Linked DNA regions of Homo sapiens: region 2 is linked to region 1. A link is an interaction called in ENCODE POLR2A ChIA-PET data of the cell type or tissue named here. Cell type or tissue: endothelial cell of umbilical vein. All regions are shown on one strand.

Region 1 (8,000 bases):
GAAAGAGGAGAGAAAAGACAGAGCACAAGAGGGGAAGCAGGCGGGGTGGCAAAAGGTTTTTGTCACAAGGAGAAATCAACATAATGAGAATGGAGATGCCCCCACATTTCATCCTCAAAACCGCCTGTAGAAGCCTGGGGACTGCCAAATTCCTTTTGAAACAATTTTCATTGAACACCGAAAACATCTTTTGATGGTACAAATGAAGGAAAAAGACTTCAAGTTGTATCTAATATCTATAACTCCCAAAAGGTAAGTCACTCAACATTATAAGAGAATACAAAAGTAGGCTGGGCATGGTGGCTTACGCCTGTAATCCCAGCACTCTGGGATGTCAAGGTGGGAGGGTCACTTAAGCCCAGAAGTTCAAAACCAGCCTAGGCAACATGGAGTGACTCTGTCTTTACAAAAAAAATTTAAAAATTAGCCAGGCATGGTGGCACACGCCTGTATTTCCAGCTATTTGGATGGCTACGGAGGGAGGATCACTTGAGCCCAGGAGGTCAAGGCTTCAGCGAGCCATGTTTGTGCCACTGCATTCCAGCCTGGGCAACAGAGTGAGATTCTGTCTCAAAAAAAAAAAAAAAAAAAAAAAAAAAAAGGCAATAAAGGCAACTTAGCTACATATTTCAGCCAGCATTTTTCAGCGTATAACATAAAACATTTTTTTTGCCCAAACAAGTTGAAAATTTACATGCACACAAAAACCTGCACACAGATATTTATAGCAACTCTATCCATAATTGACAAAACTTGGAAACAACCAAGATGTCCTTCAGTAGATAAATGGATAAATAAACTGTGGTACAATTCGGACAATGGAATATTATTCAGCACTAAAAACAAATGAGCTATCAAGCCATGAAATGTCATGGAAGAACTTTAAATGGGTGTAATAAGTAAGAAATTTAAAGGAGTGTAATATTACTAAGTAACAGAATCTAGTCTGAAAAGGATTCATACTGTATGATTCCAAGTATATGACATTCTAGAAAAGGCAAAACAATTAGAAAGTAAAAAGATTATTGGTTGTTAGGGGTTAGGGGAGAGAGAGGGATGAATAGACAGAGCAGAGAAGACTTTTAGGACAGTGAAACTATTCTGTATTATAATGGTGGATACATGTCCTTATACATTTGTATAAACCCATAGAATGTATGTACAATGCCAAGAGTGATGCCTAATGTAAGCTGTGGACTCTGGGGGATAATGATGTGTCACTGCAGGTTCATCAGTTGTAACAAATGTACCACTCTGGGCGGGGGGGATGTTAATAATGCGAGAGACAGTTTATATTGGGGCAGGGTTGTATTAAGTCTTCAAAAATTCGGACTTCCCAAAGAAAAAACAAATAAGGCAATTTAAAAGAGAATCAGCTTCTTGTTCTATTCCCATGTTCCATTTCATTTGTAGCTCTTTCTACATAGAGGAGAACCAGCATGAAAGAGATTTCTGGTAAAAACTGATTTTATGGAATATTTTGTGTATATGTGTGCATGTGTATGAGAGAGACAGAAAGGGAGAGGAACTGAGAGACAGAAAGAAAGACAGAATGATAATTTGTGATAGATTTACATCTATGAAATGAAGAGCTACAAAATTCAGGTGGATTTGTCTTGAATTTTATTTTTTTAATCAAAATTCAACTTTCAGCTACCTTTGATTTAAAAATAAAGTAAAAATTATCAAATTTTAATTCTGGAGCTCTTCACCCACTTTAGGGCAGAGGAGATAAAGCATTTGAGACTGTTGGAAGTGAGCTGGCTTCCCAAGCTTAACTAGTTAGTGGCAAAGTTGAGGCAAGCATACCCAGTGTTCACCTGCTTTTGTTTCTGGGGTTATCTAAGCAGCAGCAGCTACAGGTGATCCAGAACTTGCTCTTAGCAGCCCTAAGGAAAGTTAAGGGCCCTTCTAAAATGGGCATTTGAAACAGCTGTTCTCAGCAAGAGGAGGGGGCTGCCAGGGCTGTGATGCTGATCTCTGCATCACAGGAATCTGTCTGTCCTCTCCCTTAAACTCTCAGCTAAAATAATACTTTCCCAAAAAGGTCTTTGAGTTCAGGGTAGAGGGCATCATGCTTCATTCTACCAAGAGGCTTTACACGATTTCTATAAGCAGAAGGCTCAGAAATCATTACTTTGTAAGTATGAAATCAGCTCCAGGCAGAACCAAGTGGCAAGAAGGCTTTTTAGTACTATCTTCAAGTGCTTACGAAATTGACACTCTCATAAAAAAATATTTGTTAAGGACCTAATATACACTGAGAACTCTGCACAGAGAGATGAAAAAACAGCCTTGAGGGGCTTCCAATATTGCCAATCCCATTGGCCAGCTGGAACTGTACATAAAAGATAAGAAGCAGCCAAACTAGCCTGTACAAGTGCAAGATACAGGGCGAGAAAAATAAATGCTTGAGGAATTCGTAGGAGGGAGGGATAAATGGGGCTGTTAGAGAGAGCTGCATGGAAAAAGTCAACTCTTGAGCTATGCCTTAAATGATTTATTTGACAAGAGTAGAAAAGGAACAGCATTTCAGCTGAGAAACAGGGTCAGCAAAGATGCAAAGCTTAGAATGTGTATCTGGAGATAACGAGCAGACCCATGTGGTTGGGCCAGAGAACAACTGTAGGGACTAGTTGGCAACAAACTTAGAAAAATTGCTGGACAAAATTCTTTGAGGGACAAGAATGCCAGATAAAAGAAACTAAAGGCAATGAAGAACCATCAGAGTTTTGTGGGTAGGTGAATGAAATGTAAAAGTGATTTAGGAAGATTAATCTGGTGGAAGTATAAAATGCAGATTGAAGGGCAAAAGATGGAAAGCAGTGAGAATAGATGGAGACTATTTTCATAGTCTAGACCTGAGACAATGAGAGCCTCGAGATAGAAACAAAGCATATAATCAAAGAATATTTTGAAGTAAGTGACTGTGGACTTGGTAACTCAATTACATTTTCGTTAGGAAAGATAAGTCAAATTTAAACAGATTGAATTTCACACAGAAAATGCCTAAAGGCCAACCTAGTTTTAGAGACCAATGTTTAGAAGTGATAGCAGAGATGGAGACAAGACGTAGCAGTGATGGTTGACTTATGGAAGTGAATGAGTCCTCTTGGGGAGAGAATGTTTCATTTGTACTGAACATATATCAATAAAAGGAATGGTAGAAAAGTAAAGACCAGTATCATGGCTTTTTGGAAGCATGGTAGCAAGTGACTGAGTTTGCCAATTTCTACCTGTATTTACTTGAACAGTCTCTGTTTTCTGAGGCTTCCTGATGATCCAAGACTGATGAGAGCGGCCAAGAGTCATTCATAGTTGAGCTCACAGTCTATCATTCTGTAAGTGAAACCTGAGCAGTTGGAAACCCTGGTGACAAGGCCAATGTCTTCCAGTGCTCAAGAGTCTTAAAACTCCACTCTGAAGAATATGTTGAGCACATATTGAAGGTCCCTATACTGTTTTCAATATGATGTATGTAATGATTTTTCTAAATGATGGAAAAATAAAAGTCTGGATGATTATCTAAATGTGCAATGCAATAAAATGTCAGTGGAGGAAAAGTGATACTAGCTGGAATTCTTCTTGATATTATGATATAGATATAAAATAATTCCTACTAATAATAGTAAATACTAGCACCATGTGCTATGCCCAGGCTAAGAAATTTATAAATTTCTAGTTTAATTCTAACAAAAGTATAGACACTACTTTATACATGAGAAAACTGAAGCACAGAGAGTTTACACTTGACCTAGATCATACAGATAGGACATGGTGGACTGTTATATGCTATAATCTATGACAAGAAACCAACATCTACTTGATTCATTATCATCAATCAATCAAACCTCTAACTTGAGAATTCAGTATAACAATTCTATTGTTAAAAACAAAACACAGATGAGTCAAGTACATACATACACATACACACACACAAATATATAAGCACAGATTAGTAGAAGAGGAAGGACTAATTGTTATTTTTAACTAAAACATGACACAATCTGAGAAACTTTTTTATAAAGCTACCCTTAGTAAAGACTCATACTTCCAGTTCATTTAACAAAAAGGCATTATAAAGTTAAGGTTCTTCATAGGACTGATGGTTACATTTCAAAACTCATATTATATGAGATGGACCTCGGTATCACTAATGTCTCCGCATATACAATTTCTGGCAAAACATAGCCTGTTTACGAGAAGTGCAGAAATGTTGTTAAACTTAATTAGATCTAATTGTCACACTTTCATTAGCTATTAGCATTATGTAAAGATAAACTAATGCATAATGAGTTCTTTCATTGTCACATAATTATAATTTTAATGATTACATTATGACCATTATAATACAGTGCATATTTTCAATTTTCCCATTAGTGGGCAATTATTTATAAGGTTTTCTATTACAATCTGTCCACAGAGACCAAGTTATTAATGCCTCCATTTTCCTATAATGATGACCACAGTGTTAAAATCAATATGATGGCCACAGGGAGAACTGCAAAATAACGTGGAAAGAACAACAAAACTACAACCATGAAGTAGGCTCATTCAGCACACGCCTGAGGAAATTTTAAGATGGATAAAAATAACATATTAATATTCTTACAAGAAGTTCTAGTTTACAAGGTTTTCTCAAGTATAATTTTTCTCATTTTTTGTGACCTTAAGTCCCCAACTCTTTCCTAAGACAGTTTCCATGGTATGAAATATTTAAAAACCTGGCCTTTGAAAAATGTCTTAAAGAGTTTTCACCATTCAGAGAATTAGATTAAAATCCCACAAAGTCATTTCTGGGAAATTTTTTGAATTGTTCAATTTCAGGGTTGTATGTCAGGAAGTAAGATGCTGATGAACCGTATGATTCATCCTCAAAGATGATGAAGAGTGGGAGAAATTTATTATAACAAAGGAAAAGGGCAGTGTGATTGGATAGCGATTATGGCAACAAGGGGCTGGATGTAGGTCCTGAAAATAATAACAATAATAATACTAATAACATCTAATAGAATATTTGCTTTTGTCCACTAACTCTGAGAATAAACAGATCTCCTCACTATTCTTTGTGTGAAGACTGAGACTATTTGGTGGACTTAGAGAGATGTCCAGAACTATAGAAAGACATTTAGGAATGCAGCTTACTATACACACCTGGTTGGTTACTTACTATGCAACTAAGGTTGGTTGCATTACATGGTTCTGAGGTCTCACATGGAGACAAGACAGGCCCTTCGGGGCTTTTCTGTAGCCCTGTGAAACTATATCTGTCTCCCCCAACTGCAATGGGGTTGTCTCAGTTATCTCTGAATTCCTGGCAATGTGCACTTAAAAATTTTGTGGCAGAAATTAATGAACTAGATAGATTTAAGCCCAAAAGTTCAAAGTAGCTCATATTATCCAACTTGATGGTAAAACTAACCTAATTTTAATATGGACCAGTGTCCCTCCCCAAGAAAAACTGTTGGTCCAGGTTCTCGATAGATATGTACTCATATAGTTTGGAGATACGATTAATTTTTTTATTTTTCCATGGAGGAGAATCAAGAATCCTTGCACATATTGGGTCACTGGTTCTCCAGGCATAGGAATGTGTAAGACACACTTGGGGAACTGTTTAAATGCAGAGCCATTCCCAGAGGTTCTGAATCCACAGGGCTGAGAGGCTATGTTTCTAGCAGAACCCTCCAGAAGATTCTGAAGCAGATGGTCCCCAGAGCACATTTGAGAAATACTCAACCTGGTGCTCAATTCAATGGTGGCAGTCCTTGTGAGCCAGTAAACATGACACTAGCCTAGGATTCATAAGACCCCATGAATGAAGTTTCACTACAAGAGGTGGGACTTGAGAAAGTCACTAGATTTGCCCTGGTCTTAGGTTTCCTTACCCATTAAATAAGTGTGTTGTGCTCACTTCTGAGTTTCTTTGCTGAGATCTCTGTACCACTAAGGAGACCATGAAGTTGGCAACAGAGATTCTTGAGCTATGCATGAAATTCCAAAAAGCCAAACAGTAATCATTTATTTACCCAATACAAAATCTTATTTGAAACATCTACTTTTTTGGATTAAATTATATCACCTCAATGTTCCCCTGGTTATCAGAATCTCTCATGAAAGTTAAACAATCATGTGCCACACAGTGACATTTCAGTCAGAGATGAGCCGCATATATGACCATGGTCTCATAGGATTATAAACGGAGCTGAAAAATTCCTATAGCCAACTGATGTCGTAACTGTCATAGCATCATAGTACAACGCATTACTCATGTGTTTGTGGTGATGCTGGTTTAGGTAAACTACTGCATGTCCAGCCATATAAAAGTATAACACATACAATTATGTACAGTATATAATACTTGATAATGATAATAAACAACTATGTTACTAGGCTTATGTATTTACTTTATTTTTCATCATTATTTTAGAGGGCATTCTCTCTCTCTCTTTCTCTCTCTCCCTATATATATATATATGTACAGATATATATATATATATCTGTAAAACAGCTGCAGGCAGGTCTTTCAGGCAGTATTCCACAAGAAGGCATTGCTATCATAGGAGATGACAGCTCCATGCATGTTGTTGTCTCTGAAGATCTTCCAGTGAGACAAGATGTGAAGGTGGAAGACAGCGATATTGGTGATGCTGACCCTGTGTAGGCCTAGGATAATGAACTAACAATCCCAAACAACCTCATGTTACCCACTCAACAACTGGGTAGTGTCACCTATGTGTGTCAGATGCTATTTGAGGGGGCAGAGAGGTAAACAACAAGTTATGCCCTCATGGTGCTTACAGTCTAATAAGGGAAGACAGAAAATAGCAAACACATATCAGGCCATAACAAGTAACATAAAGGAAAATAGAGTTTGAAAAGCAGAAAAGGGAGAGTTGGGGGTGGGAGAGTGTTGTCAAAAAAGGGCTCTCTTATAAGGCGACATTTGAATCAAGACCTAAAGAAAATGGGGCAAAAGTCATGTAGATTTCTGGAGGGACTCCAGAAATCCTGAGTTATAGAATATATGCTTTTCAAAACAGGAAGATGATTCATCGTCTATATTATCATAAACTTTACTTAAGCTAACATATTTATGAGCTCATCTTCTGGGCTGACTCCAGGATTATAGACAAAGCACATGGTCTTGATTTCTTAACAGGGCTGTGGGCAACACAGTGAAATCTCTAGTCCATTGATTATCTGACACTGAGGTAAAGCCTGGATTTTGGCACAATACTTATTTTTGCTGCCTCAAGAACATATCTTAGTTCACTTTCTATCCTTGTGGTCAAGACATTTTTAGTTCACTTTGAGATTTGGTCTCTCTCGGCAAGGTTTCTCAGCTACTTTCATTTCTTCTCTACTGACATCCTGATGAACATGGTTTATAAATATTAAAAATAAGGAGGTGAGACCAGATGCAAAGAACTTGCCAATGAATGTCAGAAGTTCCGACGAGTTCCCAGTAAAATTAGAGAATGTGTTTCAAGTATCAGTGGATTCCCCACATCTAGAACAATGACTGACACCTACTTAGCACCCAGGGGATATGTGCTCAAGGAATGTTTGTAAAAGACTGCATTTCTGTGCTGCCTATCTCAAACCAAAATAAAAGCTCTGCCTTAAAAAAAGAGCTTGGTGTGAGTGTACGCGGGTGAGGGCGTATGGTTGTATGTTAGTAAACAGGATGTTTTCTCTTTTATGAGAAACACAGCAGCTGCTAGTTACGCTCCTAATAGGGGAAGTTGCTACTTTTGCATCCTTGAAAGCCCCTATTTGCATAGGCGCTATACAGAAGGCAGACATTAGAAATGAAAACAGTATCTGATCACCAAATCTCACTGGCACTGAAAAGTTCTGCCTCTAGTTTGTGATTTTTGAAATGTGGATGTGCTGACAACAAAATTAACTTCTCCAAAGAGCTGAGAACTCTCATCATCCCTCTCACTATAATTTACATGACTTGACAAAATTAAACTGTTATTTTCATCGGGGTG
Region 2 (8,000 bases), 1.4 Mb before region 1:
GTTATATAAGTACTAACATCAGAGCAAGAAGCGATTAACTTTCTCTTGGGAGACAAACACTATTAAATACCTAAAAGCAAAGGAACTCTAAAATAAAGCTAAAGGCTTGGAATGTTGAGAGCTGGAAAGAATGTCACTTTCAACCCTCCAACAACAAAATAAAGTATTCTGACTCCATCAGAATACGGAGATCAGAGGGCAACCAATTGCCCCCTAAACTAACGAGACAGGCATTTGCAGAGAGGTAAGACATTAGCATTGGCTTACACGGACAAGACATAGCATGACGTTAGCAAGAAGAGGTCAGCAAGCATCGTTTCAAATCTGGTGGAGAAAGAATACACTGTTGAGAGGCTGGAGAGAGGTGCTGCAAATGTAGGTGAAATCCACACCTTTCTTGCATATCTTATCATCAAGAATCACCAGGCACTCGTAGAAAATACTGAAAGAGTCCTACAAAAGTCTCCCTAATGGTACAGAGGGAGGGAAACAGCAGCTTCTGTGGAGGGCATGAACCAGCACCATAACCTTTCTCCTCTATCCCCATTAAAGAACAAAAGCCTTAAACTGTGGATGCATCTTTAACTTTAGAGAGAAATTTATGCCATTAAATGCTTATATTAAAAAAGGAAAGATATCAAATCAGTAATCTAAGCTTTCGACTTAAGATTCTAGAAAAAGAAGTACAAATTCAACCTAAAACAAGCAGGATATAGGAAGCATTATAAAGATTAAAGCAGAAATCAATAAGACCAACAGCTGGTTTTTTTTTTTGGAAGGAAAACTAATAAAACCTCTAGCCAGTCTTATTAAGAAAAAAAAGCAAGAATGACACAAATTACCAAAATCAGAAAAAAAAGAGGAGGAGTCATTACTGCAGACCTCACAAAGGTCTGTAAAAAGGATCCTATAAACAATTCTATGACCACAAAGGACAAAATCAAAACTCACTCGGAAAAAAAAACAGGTAACACAAGCAGTTAAATATCTATTAAAGAAATTGAATAGGTAGTTAAAAACCTTCCAACAAGGAAAACTGAAGGCCAAATTACACCAAGTAGTTAAAGAAGAAACAGTATCAATTTCACAATGAGGATACGTCCTAATCATGTTATCAATCTAGTCCAGATGCTGTTTGACTTATAATGGGGTTATAGCCAATAAACCCATCCTAAGTTTAAAAACATAAGTCAGAAATTGATTTAATAAACCCAAACTACCAAACATCATGGCTTAAACTAGCCTATCTTAAACATGCTCAGAACACTTATTAATACATTAGTCTACATTTGGGCAAAATCATGTAACACAAAGCCTTTTTATGAGAAAGTCTTAGATGTCTCAAGTAATTTATTGAATACCGTACATTATGTCAAATTTGCAATGGTTGTGCATCATCTTGAAGTCAAAAAATTGTTAAGTTGGGGACAGTTAATATCAAAGCCAGACAAAGACATCACAAAAAATAAAACTATAGGTTAATATCCCTCATTGATAGATGCAAAAAATCTTCCACAAAATATTAACAAATAAAATCCATCAATATATTAAAAAATATATAAATAACCAAGTGGTATACATCCTAGGAATGCAAATCTGGTTCAACATTTAAAAATCAATGTAACTTACCATAATATCAGCTAAAGAAAGCCATAATATTATCTCAACAGATGTGAAAAGAACACTTTAAAACATTCAACATCCATTTATGACTACTTAAAAACTCCCAGCAAATTAGGAATAGAAGGTGTAGTAGGTTGAATAGTGTCCCAGAATGATTCATGTCCACCTGGAACATCAGAATGTGATCATATTTGAAAATAGGGTCTTTGCTGATATAATTAAAGTAAGAATTCAGATGAGACCATACTGGATTAGGGTGTGCCCTCAATCCAATGAGAGTATCTTTGTAAGCCATAAATACACAAAGGGGAAGGCCATGTAAAGACACTGAAGCTATGCTGTGATATGGTTTGGCTACATCCCCACCCAAATCTCATCTTGAATTGTAGCGCCCATAATTCCCACGTGTTGTGAGTTGGCCCCCGTGGGAGATAATTGAATCATAGGGGCAGTTTCCTACTGTCCTCATGGTAGAGAATATGTCTCACAAGAGCTGATGCTTTTATAAGGGGAAACTCCTTTCGCTTGGCTCTCACTTCTCTCTTGTCTGCCGCCATGGAAGACGCACCTTTTGCCTTCTACCATAATTGTGAGGCCTCACCAGCCATGTGGAACTGTGAGTCCATTAAACCTCTTTTTCTTTATAAATTATCCAGTCTCAGGTATGTCTTTATCAGCAGAGTGAGAACTGACTAATCCATGCTGCTACAGCCAAGAATGTCTGGAGTCACCAGAAGCTGGAAAAGGCAAGGAAGGATTCTCCCCTAGAACCTTCAGAGGAAGTGTGGCTCTGCTACACTGTGATTTCAGCCTCCATAATTAAAAAATTAAATTTCTATTGTTGTAAGTCACCAAGTTTGTAGTAATTTGTTATGGTAACTCTGGGGAACTAACACAAAAGGGAAATTCCTCCATCTGATAAAGGGTATTTATTTTAAAAACCTGTAGCTAAGATCATGCTTAATGGTGAAAAACTAAATGCTTTCCCCATAAGATCATGAACAAGGCAAGGATGTCATTTCACCAATGTCGTATTAGAAGTACTAGCCAGTACAAAAAATTAAGAAACAGGAATAAAAGGAATACATATTAGAAAGGAAGAAGTAAAACTATTCACATATGATACAGCTGTCTATAAAGTTACAAAGAATCTACAAAAAAGCTCCTATAACTAGTAGGTAAGTTTCACAAGATAACAGAATACAAAGTCAATATACAATATCAACTGTATTTCTGTATAAAAGCAATAAGCAACCGGAATTTGAATTTCAAAAAGTAATACTATTTATAATAGCACCAAGAAAAAGAAAAGGAAAATACTAGAGCTAAATCTAATAAAATCTGTGCTAGGTAACAATGAAACACAAAAGATATCAAAGAAGATAAAAGGAGAGAGACATCATATTCATGGATTATAGGAATTTTTCTCTCCAATTTGATCTACATAAACAACATAATCCAAATAAAAAACCCAGAAAAATTTTTGTAGTTACTGATAAGCTTATTTTTAAAAAATTAAGAAAAGGCAAAAGAACTAGAGGAACCAAAACAATTTTAAAAAGAACAAAGTTGCAGAACTCAAAATAGCTGAATTCAAGACTTAACTGTAAAGCAACAGGCAATACAGTGTGGACGTATAGATCAATACAGTAGAATAGACAGCCTGCAAGAAACACACACAAACATATAGTCAATCTATTTTTGTCAAAGGTAGAAAGAAAATCCAAAGAAGAAATTTCTAGAAGAAAACACAGGAGAAAATATGTATGACCTCATAATCACCTAAAATCAGAAACAACCTGGATGCCCTTCAACAGGTGAACAGATAAACTGTAGTACATTCATACAATGGAATGTTACTCATCAACAAAAAAGGACAAACTATTCAGACAAACAACAATGTGGATGAATTTCAAATGCATTATGGTAAAAGGAAAAAGCCAATTTCAAAAGATTATACGTTGTTTAATTCCATTTATGTGACATTTGTGGGTAAAGATAAAACTACAGGGACAGAAAACATCAATGGCAGCTAGCGGTCAGAGGTGACCACAAAGGGGCAGCACACGGGAACTCTGGGGATGAAGAACTGTTCTGTTTGGTGCTGTGGTGATGGACACATGATTGCACAGCTGTAAAAACACACAGAACTGGGCACAACAAAGAACAAATTGTGCTCCATGTCAATTGAAAAAAAATCAACCAGGATATGGGATCACAGATGGATCCAAAGATAAATCACAGGCTGTGAAAAGTAAATCAAACTTTGTTCCAAATGAAGCACACTGAAAGGTGTGAGGAAGAAAGGCGCTGACCTAAGTGACAGTGTTTTGCCTGGATATTGTAAGACTACAGACAAAAAGAGTTAGACATAAATACTGTAACCTGTTGGTAAATTTGTTTCTCAAAGGAGTACTGGGGCCAACTGCAGTGGTACCTGCCTGTAGTCTCAGCTATTTGGAAAACTGAGGCAGGAGAATAAGTTGAGCCCAGGGGTTCGAGGTTGCAGTGAGCTACTATCGCACCACTGCACTCCAGCCTGTGTGACAAAGTGAGACTCCATCTCTTAAAAAAAAAAAAAAAATTAAGACCAGGCACGGTGGGCTCACGCCTGTAATCCCAGTACTTTGGGAGGCCAAGGCGGGTGGATCACGAGGTCAGGAGATCGAGACCATCCTGGCTAATATGGTGAAACCCCGTCTCTACTAAAAATACAAAAAAATTAGCCGGCATGGTGGCGGTCGCCTGTAGTCCCAGCTACTTGGGAGGCTGAGGCAGGAGAATGGCGTGAACCCAGGAGGCAGAGCTTGCAGTGAGCCGAGATCATGCCACTGTGCTCCAACCTGGGTGACAGAGAGAGACTCCATCTCAAAAAAAAAAAAAATTAAGTTGAATTTTAAAAAGAGGAGTATTGGGGTGCAAATTCTGAAATTTCTTTATGTGTACACTAGATATTATAATAAGTAAATATATTATGAGTAATACACTATAGTTAATGAGAGCCAGGTGTCTCACTGCTGAATAAACACGTCACAAATGATCCAACTAGGAATGCTAAAATGAAATATCTGTTGTTGGATTGAAGTCAGAAGTATCAATATGACCAGCACTTTGGGAGGCTGAGGCGGGTGGATAGCTTGAGGTCAGGAGTTCCAGACTGGCCTGGCCAACATGGTGAAACCCCGTCTCTACTAAAAATACAAAAAAAAATTAGCCAGGCATGGTGGCGCACACCTATAATCCCAGCTACTCAGGAGGCTGAGGCAGGAGAATCGCTTGAACCCAGGAGGCAGAGGTTGCAGTGAGCCGAGATCATGCCACTACACTCCAGCCTCAACGACAGAGTGAGAATCTCTCCAAAAAAAAAAAAAAAAGAAAGTAATATACCAGGCCCAGCATGGTGGCTCACACCTCTGGGAGGACAAGGTGGAGAGATCACTTGAGCCGGAGTTTGAGACCAGCCTGGGCAACATGGTGAAGCTCCATCTCTAACAAAAATACAAAAATTGGCAGGGTATGGCAGTGGGTGCCCACAGTCCCAGCTACTTGGAGGCTGAGGTAGGGGGATTGCTTGAGCCGAGCAGTAAGTCATGATTGTGCCACTGCACTCCTGCCTGGGCAACAGAGCAAGAAACTATCTCAAAAAAAAAAAGAAAAGAAAAAGAAAAATATTCCAAATAATAAATGTAGAAGTAATGAAGGAAATAGAAAATCACCAATAAACACTTCAGTAAGAACTGCTGGCTGGGTGCAGTGGCTCACACCTGTAAATCCCAGCACTTTGAGAGGCCGAGGCAGGTGGATCACCTGAGGTCAGCCGTTTAAGACCAGCCTGACCAGTATGGTGAAACCCCATCTTTACTAAAAATACAAAAATTAGCTGGGCATGGTGGCATGCGCCTGTAGTCCCAGCTACTCGGGTGGCTGAGACAGGAGAATTGCTTGAACCCGGGAGGTGGAGATTGCAGTGAGCCGAGATCACGCCACTGCACTCCGGCCTGGGCAACAGAGCAAGGGTGCATCTTAAAAAAAAAACAAAAAACTCCTGAAGGCAGCATCAAGAAATAAGTACTAAAGTAAGATATCTTACAGTGTCAAAGTCTCTACCTCCAAACTTCTTATTTACAAAGGAGAAAAAGTGGAAAAGTGTGGCAGACACATCCTTAACTAAATGATCAAGGGGTGTGTGTGTGTGCCTTTTTTCAAAAGACAGGGTCTCGCTCTGTTGCCCAGGCTAGCGTGCAGTGTGCAATCACAGCTCACCAGAGCCTTAAACTCCAGGGCTCAAGCGATCCTCCCACTTTAGCCTCCAGAGTAGCTGGGACTACAGACATGCATCACTGTGTTCAAGTAATCCTCCCACCTTGTCATGCCAAAGTGCTGGGATTATAGGAATGAGACACCATGCCTGACCAGTGATCAAAGCTACTATCACCAGTAACAAGGCACACAGACATCATCATGTATCCCCTGATATTGTGACATCTTGCCAAAAATGCATAACTTGAATCCAACCCTGAGAAAACATAAGACACACTCAACTGAGGGACATTCTGCAAAATACCTATCCTATATATTTCAAAAGCAGCAGGTCATATAAACCAAGGAAAACTGAAAGAACTGTCACAGATTGGAGAAGACTAAGGAAACCTGACAACTAAATGCAATGTGGGAACCTAGATAAGATCCTGAAGGATATAAGGTGGAAAAAAGTAATAAAACCTAAATAAAGTCTATAGTGTAGTTAAGAATATTACTTACAAAATTAAGATTACAATGTTAATCTTAGTTTTGATAGTTGTATTAGAGTTATAACAGACATTAATATTAAGATGTTAATACAAAGCATACACGAGAATTCTATGTACAATCTTTGCAACTCTTTGGTAAATAAAATTCTTTCAAAATAAAAGTTTAAGGCCGGGCGCGGTGGCTCATGGCTGTAATCCCAACACTTTGGGAGGCTGAGGCGGGCAGATCACTTGAGGTCAGGAGTTCGAGACCAGCCTGGCCAACATGGCGAAACCCCACCTCTACAAAAAATAATAAAAAATTAGCCAGGTGCGGTGGTGCTCACCTGTAATCCCAACCACTTGGGAGGCTGAAGCACGAGAATTGCTTGAACCCAGGAGGTAGAGGTTGCAGTGAGCTGAGATCACGCCACTGCACTCCAGCCTGGGCGACAGAGTGAGACCCTGTCTCAAAAAAAAAAAAAAAAAAAAAGATAAAATTTTAGTAAAGCAGCCAGGCACAGTGGTTCACGCCTGTAATCCCAGCACTTTGGGAGGCTGAGGTGGGCAGATCACTTGAAGTCAGGTAGACCAGCCTGGGCAACATGGTGAAACCCCATCTCTATTAAAAATACAAAAAAAAAAAAAAATTAGCTGGGCATGGTGGCGCATGCCTGTAGTCCCAGCTACTCAGGAGGCTGAGGCATGAGAATCACTTGAGCCTGGGAGGCAGAGGTTGCAGCGAGCCAAGATTGTGCCACTGCATTCCAGTCTGGATGATAGAGGGAATCCTTTCTCAAAACAAAACAAAACAAACAAGCAAACAAACAAACAAAAAAAACCTCTCAGGATTCAACAGTAAAAAAAGCAAATAGGCTGGGCACCATGGCTCATGCCTATAATCCCAGCACTTTGTGAGGCCAAAGCGGACAGACTGCTTGAGCTCAGGAGTTCCAGACCAGCCTGGGCAACATGGTGAGACCCCGTCTCTACAAAAAATACAAAAATTAGCCAGGCATGGTGGTGCATGCCTGCGTCACAGCTAATGAGGAGACTAAAGTGAGAGAATTGCTTGAGCCCAGAAGATTGAGGCTACAATGAGCCGATATCACACCACTGCACTCCAGCCCGGGCAACAGAGAGACCCTGTCTTTAAAAAACAAAAAACATACAAACAAAAAAAACAGGCCGGGTGCTGTGGCTCATGCCTGTAATCCCAGTACTTTGGGAGGCTGAGGCGGGCAGATCACCTAAGGTCAGGAGTTCAAGACCAGGCTGGCCAACGTGGTAAAACCCCGTCTCTACTAAAAATACAAAAAAATTAGCCGGGCATAGTGCTGCATGCCTGTAATCTCAGCTATTCAGGAGGCTGAGACAGGAGAATCACTTGAACCCGGGAGGCAGAGGTTGCAGTGAGCTGAGATCGCGCCACTGCACTCCAGCCTGGGCTACAAGGGTGAGACTCCATCTCAAAAAAAAAAAAAAAAAAAGCAAACAATCCAATTTAGAAAATGGGCAAAGGACATGAAGAGACATTTCATTTCATTGAAGATGATATACAGATGGCAAACACACACAAACCCAAGAAGATGTTCAACATCATTAGCCAATTGGGAAATGCAAATTAAGACCACAGTGAGATACCAG

Evidence for each region. ChIA-PET counts read pairs that join two places held together with the same protein. Peaks named below come from ENCODE experiments on the same cell type or tissue, not always from the same donor. Only the 100,000 strongest peaks of a DNase experiment are listed, where the experiment ranks them.
Region 2: POLR2A ChIA-PET joins it to region 1 with 5 read pairs; 1 of 35 experiments calls an interaction of 5 or more read pairs at or near these places.

Annotation. Positions count from the first base shown.
Region 1 is chr1:76,425,045-76,433,044 of GRCh38, reverse strand. The region is part of intron 3 of ST6GALNAC3 (ST6 N-acetylgalactosaminide alpha-2,6-sialyltransferase 3); the gene reads right to left. Among named protein-coding and RNA genes, the nearest start is that of LINC02567, 350 kb to the left of the region's middle. RefSeq lists an enhancer at 7,197-7,436. In endothelial cell of umbilical vein, no CTCF peak of the experiment used is centred here; a DNase peak (open chromatin) is centred at 7,044; H3K27ac peaks cover 1,498 bases.
Region 2 is chr1:77,792,630-77,800,629 of GRCh38, reverse strand. The region is part of intron 2 of MIGA1 (mitoguardin 1); the gene reads right to left. Among named protein-coding and RNA genes, the nearest start is that of MIGA1, 17 kb to the right of the region's middle. In endothelial cell of umbilical vein, no CTCF peak of the experiment used is centred here; DNase peaks (open chromatin) are centred at 2,489 and 3,799; H3K27ac peaks cover 1,459 bases.